2 separate regions of the Mus musculus genome follow, and region 1 is linked to region 2. A link is a contact called in ENCODE Hi-C or POLR2A ChIA-PET data. All regions are on one chromosome and are shown on one strand. Each heading gives the region's core, a stretch centred on a gene start or an enhancer-like site at or near the end of the contact. The rest is flanking DNA. Distances are from core to core; before and after follow the strand shown. Region 1 holds the start of Ilvbl (ilvB (bacterial acetolactate synthase)-like). Region 2 holds the start of Olfr1358 (olfactory receptor 1358).

What was found. A loop is a pair of places that touch in the nucleus more often than their neighbours do. ChIA-PET counts read pairs that join two places held with the same protein, here RNA polymerase II (POLR2A).
Region 1: a map of T-helper 2 cell shows a loop between it and region 2 (2.3-fold over the local background). The contact joins the promoter of Ilvbl here to the promoter of Olfr1358 in region 2. A Hi-C loop is called at or near these places in 2 of 37 maps with a recorded cell type or tissue (Patski and T-helper 2 cell). POLR2A ChIA-PET finds 5 or more read pairs at or near these places in 1 of 5 experiments (Patski).

The regions. Positions count from the first base shown.
Region 1 is chr10:78,573,348-78,577,097 of GRCm38, reverse strand. It overlaps Ilvbl (ilvB (bacterial acetolactate synthase)-like), which reads right to left and starts at 2,107. Exons shown (of 15, transcript NM_001359302.1): 1 at 1,867-2,107; 2 at 315-516; 3 at 71-198. The coding sequence starts at 2,001.
Region 2 is chr10:78,515,561-78,518,998 of GRCm38, reverse strand. Olfr1358 (olfactory receptor 1358) reads right to left here and starts at 1,571. Exons shown (of 2, transcript NM_001370810.1): 1 at 1,462-1,571. The coding sequence starts at 1,464. The region is part of intron 1 of Gm47944 (a long non-coding RNA gene); the gene reads left to right.

The DNA.
Region 1 (3,750 bases), core at 858-3,357, 58 kb before region 2:
CAAGGGACAGTTATCAGATAAGCTTGAGAAGCCGTCTTGGGGACCCCACCTACCCTTAAGGACTAGGCACCTGCAGCAGGGTGCTGGCAGCTCCACCCAAAAGCAGGACTGGGGACTGTGCCACTTGTGCATTCTTCACTGCAGTCACAGTGTTGGTGAGGCCAGGACCGGCTGTCACTGCTGCCACACCCACTGTCCCTGAAAGAAAGAGCTGGTGACAACCATGCCATCCTCCCAAACATCGTCCTACCCCAAACCCCCTGCCTCTCATTCACAGGGGCCATGTCACTGTCCTGCTAGTCCCTGGTCCTTACCAGTCAGGCGGGCCACAGCATCAGCAGCAAAGACAGCAGTGACCTCGTGGCGTGTGTCTACCACTCGGATACCCAGCTTCTCACAGGCCACCAGCAGTGGGGAAATGTGCCCACCGACCAATGTGAAGACAAAGCGTACACCATGGGCTCGGAGCACAGCTGCGACACTCTCTCCACCATGCCGGATGCTTGTCTTGTCCACCTGGGTCAAAGGAGATGAGGAACAAGACAGTCAGAGGCCAGCCCAGGAGCAGGTACAAGAACAGGCAGGGGTAAGGTCAGAAGACAGACGAACTTAGATTCTGGTTAGAGACATACCACTTTAAATCCAATTCAGAGAAGGGTACACTGACTTAGCAAATTTATTGTTCTCTTTGTCCTACAGCTAAAAATGCCAAGACTTGCCCAAGTGATAGACTCCAACAGAAGAAATGTTCTTTTTGAAACTGTACTGAGGATTGAACCCTGGGCATAGATAGTGTTAGACAAGCACTCTAACCACTGAGCTATATCATCAGCTTTTACTAGGACAAGGTCTCACGAGGCTTTGAACTCCTTATGTAGCTTAGGCAGGGCTTGAATTTGTGACCATCTCTCCCCAGCCTACCAAGTAGCAGACTGAGATAAAGCCTATGTTCTTAAGTGGCTCTGGAGATTATAATGCCTGCTCCAGAGATACTGGGCCAGTTGAGAAGAAAGGAGATAGAGGTTAAATCTACAGAGAATCCAGGAGAGCCTGGCAAGAGGCAGAAGGCCCCTGGCTTAGATGTGTGCCTGCTTCCTAGTATCCCTGCAGGGCCTGGCACTTGGAGTGCTAACTCCATCCAGCCTATTGCCTCCCTCTGCTAGTGAGGCACAGGTCCAGCTGACATGCTGCCAGCAGCCATATGCCTAGCACGGAAGTGACTCCTGGCACAGACTACCCTGAGCATCCAAGCCTCAGTAGCTTCACGATCCCTACATACTTCAAGGTCAGTGGCACTGTCCCTGTCTAGAAGAAAAGGGACTGGGTAAGGGCAAGAATTTCTCAGAATGGAACAAGTGGTTTATAAGTATGACTTGTGGGGTCAGCTTTTCCCAAATCTGTCATCTAGAGAAAATACTAAACTTCTCTGTAGATCATTTGCCTCTTGTGGGCACAAGGACAGAAATTATAGCACTTACTTTGGTGAAGATGGTACGAAATATGCTAAGACAGTTCCTCAGAAGGGCTTACTATCAGAGCCCATTCCCTCCCCTGCCTACCTTCAGCCCACCAATCTCACTATGTTTAAAAGGCCTGCTCTGTTAAAATGACTCAGGCCCCTGGGTATGGAGGTAGGCGGAGAATGTGTGCTGTCCAGACAACGACAATTTCCCCATTATCTCGTACTAGTTACAAAGTCCAGGCCCATATACAGTTTGGCAAAGGGACAGAGCTCTGTAAAGAATCTCCCAACCAGCCACTTCTAGACTAGCTGGGACTCGCTTTCCACACCTGCACAGTGGATGAGCTGGAGAAACACCTTTAGTGCCTTCCTCCTACCCCTAGCCCTCCTTCTACCCTAAGCACCTTGTGCATCAGCTGATAGAAGAGCCCCAGTCTGTGAGCGACGCCCAGCACGGCAGCCACCAGCGTCCCAAACGCCAGGAGCAGGAAGGAGGGGAAGAAGCCTCCCGCAGATGCAGCGGCCGCAGAAGTTTCCATGAGGCAGAACCTAAGTAAGAAAGCACAGAGCCAGAATCTTAGTACTATAATCTAATCCGGAAGCAGGATCGTCCGCCGGACCTGGGCCACACCTCCCCGACCTGCCAGGCCACGCCCACAGACGCATCTAGACTGGACTTAAAGCCACGCCCCAGTGAGGCTAAGTCCGCCCCCTGACGTCACCACCTTCAAACTAAAAGTAGGCCACAGCAGGTCAAGGCGATCGCAGTAGCACCGAAACAAGGTTGAAATTCCTACTTACCTATCTGTTAACGAGCCCATGCAGAACCCACCCTCCTCAACGCTGGACTGGGGCTCAGCGGAGAGCCCGCCTCGCGCTTACATCATTGAGTCGTAAGGCCACACCCCCATCGGATCGCGCAGCCTAGGGTACGCTCCCCCACCCTCCCCACACACACCAGACTCTTGACCTTTGGCCTTCAGCCGAGGTCACTTTTCAATAGGATGCGCCTTCAGCTCCACTACATAGAACTCCCTTCCACCCATCCCCAAACAAGGCCCTATGACCTTTGCCTATAGGAAAGGTCCCTGACTGCAGTGGAACTCTGCCGCTTCTGGGTCACGTGACTGGGGAGTGTGGAGTGGTGCCCCTTTTGCCCACTTGGCTCTGCAGCGCCCCGTAGTTCAACGAGACGCGCGTGCGCCAAACTGGAGTCTCGCTGAAAAAGCTATCCGAAAGAGACGTTTATCATTGGTCGCTTCTCTCTCTCGCCTCTAATTGGCTAACATTACACCGCGCCTTCCACACCCGCGAGAACCATCTCGCGGCACGTTCCACGGGCGTGGACTGTGACACACCCCCCACCCGAGCTCCCCAGAACCCGCATTCCCGACCGCAACATATGCAAGCCCCTCCCCTTCCTGGACCACTGTGAGGCTTTGCAGGATGTTTAGAGAACTCCCTAGTGTTTGGTGCCAGGCCGGTTCAGTCATTTTCCAGGTTTCCAGCATCTGGGGACCTTTTACAAACTCCGATCTGTCTTACAAATCCCTTTCTCCAATTTATGTCTTTTTCTTTGACTGGCTTTTAATCAGGACCATCTGTGTAACCAAGAGTTTTGAGCTATTTGTTGAAGCCTGAACAATGGATATTTAACAATGTAAACCAGTGTAATAGTATGTGCTTTTATTCCCACCATTCCGAGTTCAAGACCAGGCTCTTCTCCATAGTGAGTTCCAGGACAAGCAGGAGTGCATAGAGACCAACCAAAAATCACAATCGCTTCAGCTGTGTCATGTCCACAAGATAGCATTCCACAGCCTTTCTCCCCATCTTTTGGCTCTTATATTCTTTCCACTTCCTCTTCCTTGGTGTTCCCTGACCTTTGCAAGCCATGGTATAAATGCCCTGTTTAAAGCTGATCGTTCAGCCATCCCTTCTCAGCAACTATGGTCTCTGATTAAGTTCTGTGATGGAACATTTGCCTAGCACAGGCAAAGCCATGGGTACCCACAAAAACCTACTCAACTATTTTTAGCCAAACTACCGTATGAATTATTTATGCTTACTGGCTGTGAGCATGCCTCCAATTTCGTCTTGAATCAAACAAGGTAGGCTTTTCCCTGCCATTCCATAAGAGTTGTTTTGGGAGAGTGCAGGGGCTGGACCTAGATTCTCTACCCATTTATAGCAGATGTGCAGCTTGGTCTTCTTGTGAGTCTCCTAACAATTGGAGCAGGGGCTGGCTGTCTCTGACTCTGCCTGCCATTGGATCCCCTTCCCCCAGC
Region 2 (3,438 bases), core at 322-2,821:
TTGATTCCCAGGACCCACACGGCAGCTCAAAACTGTCTCTGATCCAGCACTCTTACATAGATGCACATGAAACACACATGAAATAAAAACAAAACAAAGGAAAAAATTATAAATCAGGGCCTGAAGAAATGACTCCGTGGTTAAGAGGACTTCCTCTTCTTTTGGAGGATGACAGTTTACTTCTTAGATCCAATAGTAGGTGGCACACCCACACATTAAAATAAATCTTTTTTTAAAAAAATCACAAAGAAACAAATTGAAGCCTACAGCACCCAGTATTCCTAGGTCTCCCATCCAAGTACTAAGCAGGTCTAATCTTGCTCGGCTTCTGAGGACAAACAAGGTCAGGTACACTCAGGGCAATATGGCCATAGACACAAAGTAAAGATCTTCAGATGGGGAAAGAAGACAGTAAGGCCATTGCTAGCTTATTTAGATCTAGGAAGAAATCCTAGATAAGAACTCCTGACCCAACAGTGTTTGGAAAACAAAATGAAGCAGGGAAGTCAGACAGCCAATAGTGGTACACTACTCAGCTAAGGAGATGCTCGGTGGGGGGAAGAATGCTTGCTGTTCAAGTGTGGGGACCTGAATCCCCAGAACAGACTTGTAAGGGACATGATGACTCCTGGCAGCTGGCTGCACCCCTCTGAGCCTTATCTGTGAACTCAAAGACAACTCCTATGAACTCACAGTTGACAAATAGTGCTATGAATAAATTCCCAACCCTAAAACTGAGAACTGGAAATCCTGCATGTGGCTGGACTACCAGCACTCTAAGATCTTTCATTAAGACACGTCTTCCAAATGAACTGAAAACCTGATTCAAACACAGAACTCCAGGTACTAGCATTCTGATAGCTAAAAGAACCTGGCTGAGACATGTTGTAAACAAGGGACCAGATTCATGTTCCCACTTCTTAGACAGGAAGACCATCAAGTCCAAGAAGTCACTTGATGGGACCTGAAACCCCCATCTGCTTACTTAGAGTCCATGAAATGTGCACCCAACAAAGATCCTGAAACAGCACTTGCCTGCAGGAGTTACCTGTGGGTGCTGAGTTCAGGGACCTGCCAGTGTCATCCCCACTGTGACAGCCAGAGACCCAGGGTCCTTCCTGAGAAGTGTGTCTGTGTGCCCCTGTAGCTCTGAGCTGCATGAGCCTGTAGCCCCGCACTCCCTAACCCTCCTCTCTCTGTCTCGCCACCACCTGTACACAGGTTCTGTGTCTGCAGGGTTCAGAGGTGGGAGGGGCTCCCTCCCGTTCCCTCTGAGCACATTATAGATTCTCCTAGGTGCTACAGACCCAACCCAAAATTGGAATTAAACACCTTTGAAACAAGCTCCATGGAAGGAAGTCACTGTTCAATCTGAAAATTTTTCTCTCCCTCCATTCATTTGTAGATCTCTCCCTAAGGTGGGGATGGTCAGATGGCTTCTGTAGCCAGATTGTAACTCACCATAGCTATGATAGGTGCTTACATCCCTGTGAATGTCCCTTTCTGCCTAAGAAGGGAGGGGCTGAGGACCCACACTGTCATATTCTGGGGTCCCTGAGCTCCTGTCCCAGAAGCTCTGCAGTCACTAACAAGCCTCCCAGGGCCAGGCTGATGATGTTTTGAGAAGTACTCTCTCTCTCCTGGAACTAGAGACCCTGGGGTCTTTTTTCCCCAGCATTCAGCCCTAAGCCTCAGAGTAAGGAAAGAATAATTGGAATCCTCCTTTAGGGACAGCAGTCACAAATGCATCCCTAACTCCATCAGTGCTCCTGATAATCTATAAGGGGTGTCACCTCAGCTGGTCAAGGCTGTTTCCCAAAGACTCTGCCTTTGTGGAAGAAAACAGTAGATGATTTGATGTTGTTACTTGGGTTGCTCAGGACTAATTTAGAGACCCAGAGCTTCCACATGTCTGTTCTTTCTAGCTAGTTTTTAGTCACTAAACATCTTAGTTAGGGCTTTATTGCTGTGAAGAGACACCATGTCCACTTAATTGGGGCTGGCTTACAGTACAGAGGTTTGTCCACTGTCATGATGTCAGGAAGCATGACTGCATGTAGGCATGCTAGAGAGGTAGCAGGTAGCTGAGAGTTCTGCATCTGGATATGCAGACAGAAAGAAGAGAGTGACACTGGGCCTGGCTTGAGCATCTGAAACCTCAACACCCACCCACTGTGACAGGCATACTTCCTCCAACAAGGCCACACCTACTCCAAGGTCACACCTACTCCAACAAACCTACATCTCCAATAATGCCACTCTCTGTGAGTCTCTGGCAGCCATTTTCATTCAAACCACCACATCCATGCTCTCCTCAAGTTCTCCCCACCCCTCAGAACCACACTAATGTTCTGGCCTGCTGCAACTGACTACATAGAGCACCCACCACTGCTGCCATCATCTGTCCACCCTCTGCACCAGGCTCCAGATCAGACTCTGGCTACCCAGTACCCCCACCCCCATTTAAACATAAGTCCATTACATGGACTAAATAGGTTATATTTATATTTGTGTCTGTGTGTGCATAGACATATTCATGCAATAACCATTAGTGATAAAAGACACCATGAATGTGAAGAAGAACAGGGTATATGGGAACATTTGGAGGGAGAAAAGAGAAGGGAGAAATGTAACTATATTATAATATCAAAAACAAAAAAGATTTATTTTATGTGTATGAATGTTTTTATCTGCAAGCATGTATGTACGTTGAGTGTGTGTCCACAGAGGTCAGATGAGAACATTGAATCCCCTAGAACTGGAGTTATAGATGATTATAATCTGCATTCAGGTGCTGGTAATGGAACCTGTGCAAGACAGGTTCACACACACAGTCCTCTGCAAGAACAGCCAGTGCTCTTAACCACTAAGCCGTCTCTCTAATCCCATGTCATAATATTGAGCCATTGTTCGGTCTTCTGTCTTGCATGTTGGATCATGGATTTCCCTTCCTCACTATTAAAAGTTGGACCTGAAGGACATCTTCTGTCACTACCATGTTCCCTTCCTTGTCCAAGATTATCATCCTCTATGCATGTCTGCTTTTTCATTAAAAAAAAAAAAATTGTTGCCAGGCGTGGTGGTACATGCCTTTAATCCCAGCATTTGGGAAGCAGAGGCAGGCGAATTTCTGAGTTCGAGGCCAGCCTGGTCTACAGAGTTCCAGGACAGCCAGGGCTATACAGAGAAACTCTGTCTCGAAAAAAGAAAAAAAATTGTTGAGCTCAAGGCCAATCTGGTCTACAGGGAGTCCCAGGTCAGCCAGGACTACACAGAGAAACTCTGTCTCAAAAAACAAACAAATAGGGACTGGAGAGATGGCTCAGCAGTTGAGAGCACTGACTGCTCTTCTGAAGGTCCAGAGTTCAAAGCCCAGCAACCACATTGTGGCTCACAACCATCTGTAATGAGATCTGATACCCTCTTCTGGTGTGTCTA